Linked DNA regions of Homo sapiens: region 1 is linked to region 2. The links are chromatin contacts, found by Hi-C or POLR2A ChIA-PET in ENCODE. All regions are on one chromosome and are shown on one strand. The core of a region is the stretch at or near the end of the contact, and the rest is flanking DNA. Distances in the headings are between cores, read along the strand shown. Region 1 overlaps CDKN2B-AS1 (CDKN2B and CDKN2A antisense cis and trans regulatory RNA 1). Region 2 overlaps CDKN2B-AS1 (CDKN2B and CDKN2A antisense cis and trans regulatory RNA 1).

Region 1 (5,427 bases), core at 1,184-3,683, 39 kb before region 2:
AGACAGGTGCAATATTAGAAGATGGCTCATGATAGTGATCATTAGAGGTTCAGGCTTGAGAAAGCCAATTGGAATCAAGAAGGCCTAATCCTGGGGTTCTGTCACAGAAAAGAAGGCTGGTAGCAGGAAGAGGACATGTAACATGAATTACATGATTAGATTTGTGTCATAATAACAAAAACAATAATGATAATAACACTAATAGCTTGTTATATGCCATGCCCTGTACTAAGAACTATACGTATGTTATCCCATCTAAATCACATTTAATAGATTCCCATTTTTCTCATGAGAAAATTGCATCATACAGAGATGAACTAACTTGCTCAAGGCTATAGACCTGGTAATTAGCAAAGCAGGGATTTGAATTTAGATGTATTTTTCTCTGAAGGCTGGGTTTAGATAAATGGATCTGGAAGCACTGGGAAGGATGAATTAATGGGATGGAGTGCAGGGGATGCAGAGTGCCCACTTATGGAATGATTTCATTCAAGAGAGACAGGAGGGTCAGAGGTAAGAATGCTACCGCTGGGACAGAGAGGAAGGTACAGATATGAGATATGGTAAGAAGGTATACTACAACAGTGGCTCCCAAATCTCAATGAGTAGCCAGTTCTCATGGAGGTTTTGTTTTTATTTTTGAATGAAGATTCCCATGGCATACCTTGAATATTCTGAATCAGAATCTCTGGAATACAACTTGGTATTCTTATAAAGCACCCTAGGTGATGCTGAAGCTCTGCCAGGTTCAAGAACCACAGCTCGATCAGCCTATATTTAGATGTTTGGGGTGGAGAATGAGAGAAAGAAAAGATTTTAGGGTGGCATCCAGGTTTCTGAATTTTGTGACTCAGTGAAGTTTTTGGAGGGTAGGTAAGATGCTGAGTTCAGTTTTGGATGTGTTGAGATGGACTGGTCCTGTGGATTTAGTTGGATATTAGAGTCTAACGCTTAGAACAGAGGTCAAGGCTGTAGATTTAGATATGGAGGACACTGGTGTTTGGGTGGTGATGGCGCTATATATTACATGGAATTTTCAAAATACTCAAAACTTCAGTTTTCCCTCAATAATTAATCACTTTACATCTTTGTGATCTTAAATCTCTTTCTGACCATTGATTGAAACTTTTGCTTTTAAAATTTACATTACCTTTCTTAACAGTTCCTTAAGATTCATGCATTGTTGTAAGTAGTTACTTGCACCATTTCATTGGATTCACACCAACAATTGTTAAAGTAAAATTTATTTTTCCTGTGTTTTAGATGAAGAGATTTAGGCAGGTTATGTAACACACCCAAGGTAATATAGTCAAATAATTGAGCCAGAATTTGAGCCCAAGTCTCTTTCTGACTCTAGGCTTAGAGCTTTAGGGCTATTTCACAAAAGGGCTGTTCCTAGGTCAGGCATGACAACTTCTATATTACCTTCGTAAAAGAAGCAATATAATCTACCACTATTAAATTTTGCAGGTTAATTTTATATTATGTTTAAATACAGAAAACTTTATTTAAAACTCAGTTGAATTTCTCTTGAGAAATTGGCCATGTAGTAAATTATATTTAATAGAAGAGTTTGTGTACTTCCCAGGGAGCAGAGTATTGGCCTGATCAAAGCACCTTTCAGCCTTTGTCTAACAGCATGTGGGTAGGCTACATTTTTTTTACTCTCAGAGAAAGGGGGTGGGCAGGGGTGTGATATGGGTTTTTGTCTCTGGGAGTTCTGTTGCATGATTTGACCTCCCAAATTGTTTTGTGGGGCATATCCAACTTTGGGTTGAAACTAAAATGGGTTCTTGGTAATCCCAGATTGAAAATATGTCTCAGCAGTAACATTGTTTATCTTTAGGTTTAGGTAAATACAGACATTTGCCATGTCTTCTTGGTAGCACTGTAAGAATGAGTAGGGCTGTGAAAAATGCACAGGGCATTCATTATGAAGACTGGCTGGTTAAAACTGATACACTAAAGAAATTGCATTCTTTTCCACAAGCTGAGTCATACAGCTGAAATTGTGGAATCATCTGAGCCAGCAGCTGTAATATGATACTTAATCTCCATAAGTGACAGATATCTAAGATAACACGAACACCCAGACGACAACTCAGGCAACCCCAGCACAGTGTTTTGGTATGAGAACAGGAGAAATGTTAGTAGAGTGAACATTTTTCCACAGAGAACTCAAATATGGTAACATTCTCATAGCTTTGATAATCCCCAATAAACTGTGGTTACTAAAATGCATGACAAAAAGAACTTCTATCTATAAAGAACTTCTTTATACATTTCCAATACTTGGGTTATGATCAAGGAGAAAAAAGTTTATCAGTTAATTAAGAGTTAGGTAGCTAGTTTGCCCACAGATTAATTTGTATGAGGTAAAGGAAATCTCACCTAACTGGGAAAAAGCAAGCTTACCCTCAAGGTATGCTTATCCCAACCCCACCCTGCCAAGTGCATTCCTTATTCCTCAGGTGTGCCTGTTTATCCCAAGGACCTAGCCACACCTACATCTTGTTCTGGCCCCACACCAAGGAACATATAAAAGTTCCCTCTCTGGCCGGGCGCGGTGGCTCACGCCTGTAATTCCCAGCACTTTGGGAGGCTGAGGCGGGCGGATCACGAGGTCAGGAGATCAAGACCACCCTGGCTAACACGGTGAAACCCCGTCTCTACTAAAAAATACAAAAAATTAGCCAGGTGTGGTGGCGGGCCCCTGTAGTCCCAGGTACTCGGGAAGCTGAGGCAGGAGAATGGCGTGAACCCTGGAGGAGGAGCTTGCAGTGAGCCGAGATCGTGCCACTGCACTCCAGCGAGGGCAACAGAGCGAGACTCCGTCTCAAAAAAAAAAAAAAAAAAAAGTCCCTCTCTTTATATCTCAGGGTATCTTGGAGTCACTACTGATCCTTGACCTCCCTCCTTTCTCTGACCATGTCTAGACAAGTGTCCAGGTCTCCTGTGCCAAATGTCTATTTGTTGCCTGGATTAGGTTTTGACTTGTTTTTCTATTTCTTTGCATCTCGTAGCCCATTTCTTTGATTCAATTTCACAATCTCTTGATTTTGTCCTTAAGTATTTGGCAACACAAACCCTCGAGAGGCAGGATAGTTCAACAGAAAGAAGATGAACCTTGGGGGTCAGAAGATTCAAACTTCCAGAATTTAAATCTTCATTCTGCTATTACTAGATTTATAAACTTTATCAAATCACTCTCCTACTCTATCCCTTAATTCAACATATTTAAAATTGGAATAAAAATCTCAATGTGGTAGAGTTATTATTGAGATGAAAATCAGAATAGATACAAAGAACTTGATAGCCCCAAGGAGCTTGATCAGTGTTTGTTTAATGGCCCTTCCTCTCTTCTCATATCTCAGTTCAGATCCTACTCAGCCATTTATTTTATTCTGCTCCTTTTGGAGTAGAGAATAAAGCCAAGAATTATGCTTAAAAAGTAGCATAATTAAAAGTATTTAAAACACAAGTAACTTGAGAAAGGTGAGTTGGAAGTTTATATCTAACCTCAGTTTTTTTTGGAGAGAAATTTACCCGTCAGGGCCAGATTAAAACATTTACAAGTCCCAAGCACACGTGAGATGAAGATGCCCCTCACTTATCTCACATGTAAGTTGAAAGTTAAAAAGTGAAAATGTCTACTAGAGTTCAATAATATTCTTTTTTTCCCATGACTTCTCTGAAGCTTTTAGAAAATATGAAATTCTTAAAAACAATAACAGTAACCCACATTTTTATTGCCCTGGTTTGCCCTATCTTATCTTTCTCCTGCTCACAGGGTCTGAGGCAGCTGGGATAGGGGAGAATGATTACCAGCCAATCAATATTTTTTGAACCCCAGAGATTATTTATTTATCTATCCATTTATTTATTTTGAGATCTTATTTTATCTGGAATCTTAATAAACGATTAGTTTCCAAACTGTATCTACTGTGTGTATTTTATCCATATGGCCCAGATTTGTATTACTTATTTGTGATTCTGAATAATATTTTTTCCAACATTAATTATCAGCCTCTCTGTGCCCCTCCAGAATTGTTACAACCTATGTTAATGCACACTATGGCAAGCCATGTGAATTGCCTACGCAGGGAAGTTTTCTTCATACTTCCTTGCCAAGAGAACCCCATTATTGGTCAGTTACTAGTCACATGATCTTCTTTAGCCCCTCCTTAGCCCCTGTAGTGAATCAGGAGTAGCCTAAGGCCATGGTGGTAACTCCCCTTTTTCTTGGAAATGTTTGATTTAGATATGGAGAAGAGGTGCAACTTTGCTTATGAAATGGGAGGGCAAATATGGGAAACTTTAAGGTAAGTTTTCTTTCCCCTTGAAGGGGACCAAAAAGTTGTGGTTTATACTTTCTTGACTCTGGTCACTGTTGGGTGAAGAGTTGGTGCTATGGAAGCCATCTTCAGACCATGAGGGGACAAGTCTGAGGATACAATTACATGCTACCGGTGGCAGAGGACAGTATAGCAAGAAACTGGATCCCTGATGACATTGAACCATTGACTGAATCTACCCTGGAACCATCAGGAAATAATCCTTAGTTTTTTAAAGATGCTTTTAGTTGTGTTTTTTATTACAAGTACCTGAAAGCATCCTAACTAATCAATGCTAAATGCATCTCTCACAGTTTATGCTTATTTTTCAGAAATGCCTAGTGGAAATTTCTATTGCTGATTATAATATTTGTCCTAAATAAATTGAATAGACTGTCAATCTTTTGAAAATAAAAGCATGACTTGATTAGCAATTGTTTAGTCTGATGTTTTCCTAATTTCTGTCATTTGCATACCACTTCTTTGATTTTGTCATATCCTTGTATCATCTGCACTAATAGAAATATTTTTCCTTAAGTTGTCTCTCCTTTAAAAAATTATATCCATTTATTTTGAAGAGAAACTTTTTCACTAACTATAAATTGAAAACCGATATCATTTGCCTTAAATAGAAGATTGTCATAAAAAGAAATGCCATGAGTGAAATAATGTTATTAAATATTTGCCAGATATAGTTTCCTATGAAGACTCTGAGCTTGTGGCTTGCTGTCTCTGTTGAAAGGAGAGACTAGGGAGTGTTATAGAAGTGGTAAAATAATCCTTCCACTGACTGAGACTATTTCCTTGCCACAATCAGAAGAACTAAAAGAAAGGAGGATATCTGTTAATATATGAATTTATCTAAATGTCATGCAGTGACTTCTAAAATCATCTGGTGTGCTCTGTTTCCCCTTGGAGGTGACTTAGGCCTGGCATCCCAAACAATACATACTGGAGTGAAGCTCCAGGAAACCCTGAGGAGAAGAGAAGGGCTTAAAGAGCAATCAGCCTTCGATTGCTGGGATTATGAAAGGTCGTAAGAAGCGAATGTTGCAATGTTTTATTATACTTGATATTGAAGCAAGGACAAGTA
Region 2 (5,858 bases), core at 3,042-5,541:
TTATATGGTATTACTGTCACTATTGTAAGCACTTCTACCTTTTTTTTCTCCTTTTACAGGTTAGGAAATTGAAATACAGAAAGATGAAAAGTGATTTGCCCAAGCATATAGATCAAAGCTGTGGCAGAACCAGGACTGGAACCTATATCTCTCTACTAATGGTTTTTTTAAAAAAATAACCTTGTTTCAAAAATATTAAAAAGTCACAAGAAAGGTAAACATGTGGATAAACAAAATGAAGAAAATAAAAATTATCCAGTAATAACATATTGGCATATGTCTTTCTGGTATATTTTCCTGTGTTGTCATCATTATCATCTCCATCATCATTATATCCATCATTATCATCATCATCATCATCATCATCATCATTATCATCACCATAGTGAACATGTAATGCTTACCTAGTGCCAGATGCTGTCTAGGCATTTTACATGTGTTACTGGTAACTCATGTAATCCTCATAACAACCTTATAAGGTGGTTGCTATTATCCCCATGTTACATATGAAGAGACAGAAGCATAAAGAAGTTGCACCGCTGGTAATTGGCTGGGATTTGAACTTAAGCAGTCTAACCTTAGAGTAATGATTTTAACAACTATGCTATATACATACAAATTTACAAAATAAAACTGGGCTCAGACAATAAAAACAGCTCTCTTTTCATGTTATAATACTTTTTCACCCCATAACACATAATCACTAATGTTTTAAAGATCAAAACAATGCACATAAAATGTACTGGTTTTAAAAAAAAGAGGAAATAGCCACTTACCTCAACCAAACTAACTTGGAGATAGATTAGATTGATAATGGCAAGGGTGATGGGTAGATGGGTAGAGGTTGCTCAAAAAGAAACACAAAATATATCCTCTTTTAAGGATCCTGATGCTTTGCTCAAAGTAATTTTTATTCTTTTAAAACTAAAAAAAAACTGTACAAAATTCATAGGGTACATAGTGGCGCTTTGATATATATAATGTATAGTGATCAGATCAGGGTAATTCGCATACCCAGTCATCCTATAGTGGGTATAGAACACCAGAACTTATTCTTTCTATGTAGCTATAATTTTGTATCCTTTAACAATTCTCTCCCTATCCCTCCCTTCCCCCTACTTTTCCTAGCTTCTAGTATCCTCTGTTCTACTTTTTACTTCTATGAAATCAACTTTTTCAGCTTCTGTATGTGAGTGAGAACATGCGGTGTTTAGTAGGAAATTTCTGTTCCTGGCTTATTTCACTTAACACAGTGTCCTCCAAGAGCATCCATCCAGGATTTTATTGCTTTTTATGGCTTAATAGTATTTCATTGTGTATATATACCATATTTTCTTTGTCCATTCCTTTGTTTTTGGATGCCTGGATTGATTCTATAACTTGGCTATTGTGAATAGTACTGCAATAAACATGGTCTGTAGATGTCTCTTTGATATAATGATTTTCTTTCCTTTGGATAAATTGCTAGTAATGGGATTGCTCAATCATACCATAGTACTATTCGTAGTTTTTTGAGGAACCTCCATTCTGTCCTCCATAGTGGTTGTACTAGTTTACGTTCCCACCAACAGTGTATAAGAATTCCCTTTTCTCCAAATCCCTGCCAGCATTTGTTATTTTTTTTTTTTTGTCTCTTTGACAATAGTCATCCTAACTGGGGTGAGATGATACCTCATTGCAGCTTCAATTCACATCTCCCTGATGATTAGGGATGTTGAGCATTTTTTCATATATTTATTGGCCATTTGTATGTGTTCTTTTGAGAAACGTCTGTTCAGATCATTTTCCTACTCTTTAATTAGATTGTTTTTACTGTTGAGATGTTTGAGTCCCTTATATATTCTAGATATTAATCTCTTGTCAGATGAGTAGTTTGCAAATATTTTCTTCCATTCTGTAGTTTGTATATTCACTCTGTTGATTACTTCCTTTGCTGTACAAAAGCTATTTGGATTGATATAATCCCATTTGTGTATTTTGTTTGTGTTACCTATGTTTTTAAGGTATTATTCAGAAAATTTTTGCCCAGACCAAGGTCCTGAAGCATTTCTTCTATGTTTTCTTCTAGTAATTCTATTTTTCATGTCTTACATTTAGGTTTTTGATCCATTTTGCAATGATATTTATATAGGGTGAGAGACGGGAATCTAGTTTAATTCTTCTGCATATAGATATCCAGTTTTCCCAGCACCATTCGTTGAGGAGACTGTCCTTTACCCACTGAGTGTTCTTGATATCTTTGTTAAAAATCAGGTGGTTGTAGATATGTGGATTAATTTCTGGGTTCTCTATTCTGTTCTATTGATCTATGTGTCTGTTTTTATACCAGTACCATGCTATTTTGTTTACTATAGCTTTGTAGTATACTTTGATGTCTGGTAGTGTGATAACTCCAGCTTTGTTCTTTTTGCTTAGGATTGCTTTGGCTGTTTGGGGTCTTTTGTGGTTCCATATAAATTTTAGAATTTTTTTTTCTATTTCTGTGAAGAACGTCATTAGTATTTTGATAGGGATTGCATTGAATCTATAGGTTGCTTTGGGCAGCAGATATCTTTCCATTTGTTTATGTCCTTTTCCATTTCTTTCATCAGTATTTTGTAGTTTTAGTTGCAGAGGTCTTTCACCTCCTTGGTTACATTTATTCCTTGGTATTTTATTGTTTTCGTAGCTATTGTAAATGGGATTGCCTTCTTGATTGCTTTTTCAGCTAGTTCATTGTTCATGTATAGAAATACTACTGATTTTTGTATATTGATATCGTATTCTGCAACTTTACAGAATTTGTTATTAGCTCTGAGTTTTTTGGTAGAGTCATTAGATTTTTCTGTATATAAAATCATGTCATCTGCAAACAGGAACAATTTGACTTCCTCCTTTCCAATTTGGATGTCCTTTATTTCTTTGTCTTGCCTAGTTGCTTGGGCTAGGACTTCCATTACTGTGTTGAATAAGAATGTTAAGAGTGGGCATCCTTGTCTTGTTTCAGTTCTTAGAGGAAATGCTAGTGTAGCTGAGGAGAGAAATGAAAACAGAATAAAAACTTCAGTAGAAGTTGGGGAGAAATGTGTTTGCACCAAAAGAGGTGAGGGATGGAACTGAGGGAGGTCTCGAGGGGTAAGAGAGGCCAAAGAGCTGGCAGGTGCTGCTATTAGGATGGCCAATGATCCAGAAGTAATGATGAATGAGAAGATGGATTAAAAAAACCCTGACATTGTTTAACTAGAAGAAGAAGACAGTCAGAGAGAAGTGAGGGCTTACTTTTCATGTTTAAAGTCTGTTATGTGGTAAAGGGATTAGATTTATCTGTGTTGTTCCAGGGGACAGAAATAGGACAAATGGATGCAAATAGAGTGAGGAAGATTTAAAACAAATGGAGAAGACATTCTAAAATCAACTACAATGAGCGTAAACAATGACAACGGAAAGGACTATTTTTGCAATTATGTAGCTCTTGTTCTCTATAGATAGATGTGTAAGCAGACGCTGAATAACCATTTACTGAAAATATAAATAAAAACAAAGCAAATTGCAGGCAATAAATATTGTATTAGTTCTCATTTTGTAAAACTTATACAGGTATCATATGCATAGACAAATACACCAAACTGATGAATATTTGCCTTGTATAATCTTTTTGTAGTTTTTTTATGAACATATATTACTCAAACAATTTAGAACATTTGGCAATATATATATATTTCATTTATAAAAGGTTAGGAAGATTAATTACACTTTCTGAGGTCGCAACTAAAAGCCAAGATTTTAATCCATTTCTATTTGATGTAAAGTCTGGTCTTTTTTCAGCAAACCACAATCCCACATTTTAAGGGCATTAAGAAAGGGATGGGTAGACAAAATGTAGAGGTAGTAGGTACAGAATACAAAGTTTCAAGAAATTAAAAGCTTCTAAACTAACAAACAGCCAATTTGTGGAGTGTCACTGGAAAGTGACAAAGAGGACAGTTAAGTTAGTTGGAACTGAACTGAGGCCAGACAGGGCTGTGGGACAAGTCAGGGTGTGGTCATTCCGGTAAGCAGCGATGCAGAATCAAGACAGAGTAGTTTCTCCTTCTCTCTCTCTCTTTAATTGTAACGCCTTTTATAACAAACAAATATTATGCTTATTTCTGTCTTTAAATTTTTTGTAGTAATTTCTCATCACTTAACCTCTATTTTTTAAAAAACTAACTTTTCTCTTGTTTTTCTAGTTGAGCTATCATTCATATTTATTATGTGGAACTAGAGGTAGTCCTGGCTACTTGGGAACAGCGTGGAGTCTAGCCATGTCAGGGCCAGAAGTCGTCTCAGCTAAGTTAGAATGTGATACCATTGTTTACACAAGTGTGGCCTGCCTTCAAGATAGGGTGAGGTGTTTTATGACCACAGGCTTTATGAGTTATAGCTATAAAACAATCAATCTTTTAAAGCAAACACACCACAATGTCTACACGCAAATGAGAATTGTCCTTCAGGGCTGTGACCTTGGGAAACTCTTCACACATACTAGCATAAAACATATTTAAACTCTTCACTGAAAATATTATTCAGACCTAGTTTCTCTCTCAGTCTCTCTCTATGTTTCTCTCTCACATGTACGTGCATGCACGCACACGTGTGCACACACACATATGCTCACATCATTTTAAGATACATCTCATTTTTAACCAAAACCATTTTATCTTGCTTGATAACCAATTTTATTTGTTAGATGACTTGGCTATAAATGCCTTTGGCTATCAGGAAAATCAAATCAAAATTAAAAGACACTGTTACTACTGAAGAAGTAAAAAAAGAATGGGCTGCTGACTCTGAAGATCATACCCGAAGTAGAGCTGCAAAGATATTTGGAATATTGGTAATATCCAATAAAGAATGACCTTCATGCTATTTTGAGGAGATGTTTAAATGTCGAATTATTGAAATATTTATAAAATACAAATAAACTAACTCTGCTTCATATTCCAACTTGTGTATGACACTTCTTAGGCTATCATTTCATTCCAAATTTATGGTCACTACCCTACTGTCATTCCTCATACTAACCATATGATCAACAGTTGAAAAGCAGCCACTCGCAGAGGTAAGCAAGATATATGGTAAATACTGTGTTGACAAAAGTATGCAGAAGCAGTCACATTTATACAGTAGTGAAGGAAATGTAAATTGGACAAACTTTTTGGAAGATAAGTTGAGAATGTCAAAAATCAAAACACACTTTCTGTTTTATTCAGCAATTATGAGCCCTTTGTTTTACAGCTATGCTCACAAATATATACAAACATGTATGCACAATTATGTTCACTGTGGTATTGCGCTAGAAAAATACTAAAAACAAACCAAATGTTCATCAATAGGGAAATTGTTCAACAAATTACAGTATATCTAAAAAAAGAATAATATATAACAACTGAAAAAATAAAATAGTTGATATAAGCAGATATTCCAAGATCTGCCAGACATATTGTTAAACGAAAAATCTAGATACAAAATTGTTTATAGTTCTCTTTCATACTATAGCCAAAGAAAATTCAGAAAAAACTACTTACAGTTGATCCTTGAATAATGCAGCAGGTAGGGGCACCAGCTTCCTGCGCAGTCAAGAATTGCATATAACTTTTGACTCCCCCAAAACTTTGCTAATAGCCTACTGTTGACTGGAAGCCTTATCAACAACATCAACAGTTGATTAACACTGGAAAAGGAGGGGTTGGTCTTACTGTCTCAAGGGTGGCAAAGGCGGAAGAAAAGCCACCTATAAGTGAACCCTTGAAGTTCCAACCTATGTTTTTCCAGGGCAATCATACATCCATGTCCATATTCATGATGAATATGTGAAAGGGTACATAAGAAAATGTGAT

What was found. A loop is a pair of places that touch in the nucleus more often than their neighbours do. ChIA-PET counts read pairs that join two places held with the same protein, here RNA polymerase II (POLR2A). Pooled maps may share reads with other maps.
Region 1: a loop to region 2 is called in a map of astrocyte of the cerebellum, with 5 times the contacts of the local background. The contact joins two enhancer-like sites. A Hi-C loop is called at or near these places in 7 of 168 maps with a recorded cell type or tissue (PC-9, astrocyte of the cerebellum, heart right ventricle and 2 more) and 6 of 50 pooled maps. POLR2A ChIA-PET finds 5 or more read pairs at or near these places in 6 of 52 experiments (BJ, PC-9, T-cell and 3 more).

The regions. Positions count from the first base shown.
Region 1 is chr9:22,082,883-22,088,309 of GRCh38, forward strand. The region is part of intron 12 of CDKN2B-AS1 (CDKN2B and CDKN2A antisense cis and trans regulatory RNA 1); the gene reads left to right. Among named protein-coding and RNA genes, the nearest start is that of CDKN2B, 76 kb to the left of the region's middle. Within about 2 kb of position 2,434, at least 5 of the 41 ENCODE cell types and tissues checked have a DNase peak (open chromatin) inside an H3K27ac peak, as active enhancers do.
Region 2 is chr9:22,120,445-22,126,302 of GRCh38, forward strand. CDKN2B-AS1 (CDKN2B and CDKN2A antisense cis and trans regulatory RNA 1) reads left to right here. Exons shown (of 19, transcript NR_003529.4): 19 at 60-269. Among named protein-coding and RNA genes, the nearest start is that of CDKN2B, 110 kb to the left of the region's middle. Within about 2 kb of position 4,292, at least 3 of the 41 ENCODE cell types and tissues checked have a DNase peak (open chromatin) inside an H3K27ac peak, as active enhancers do.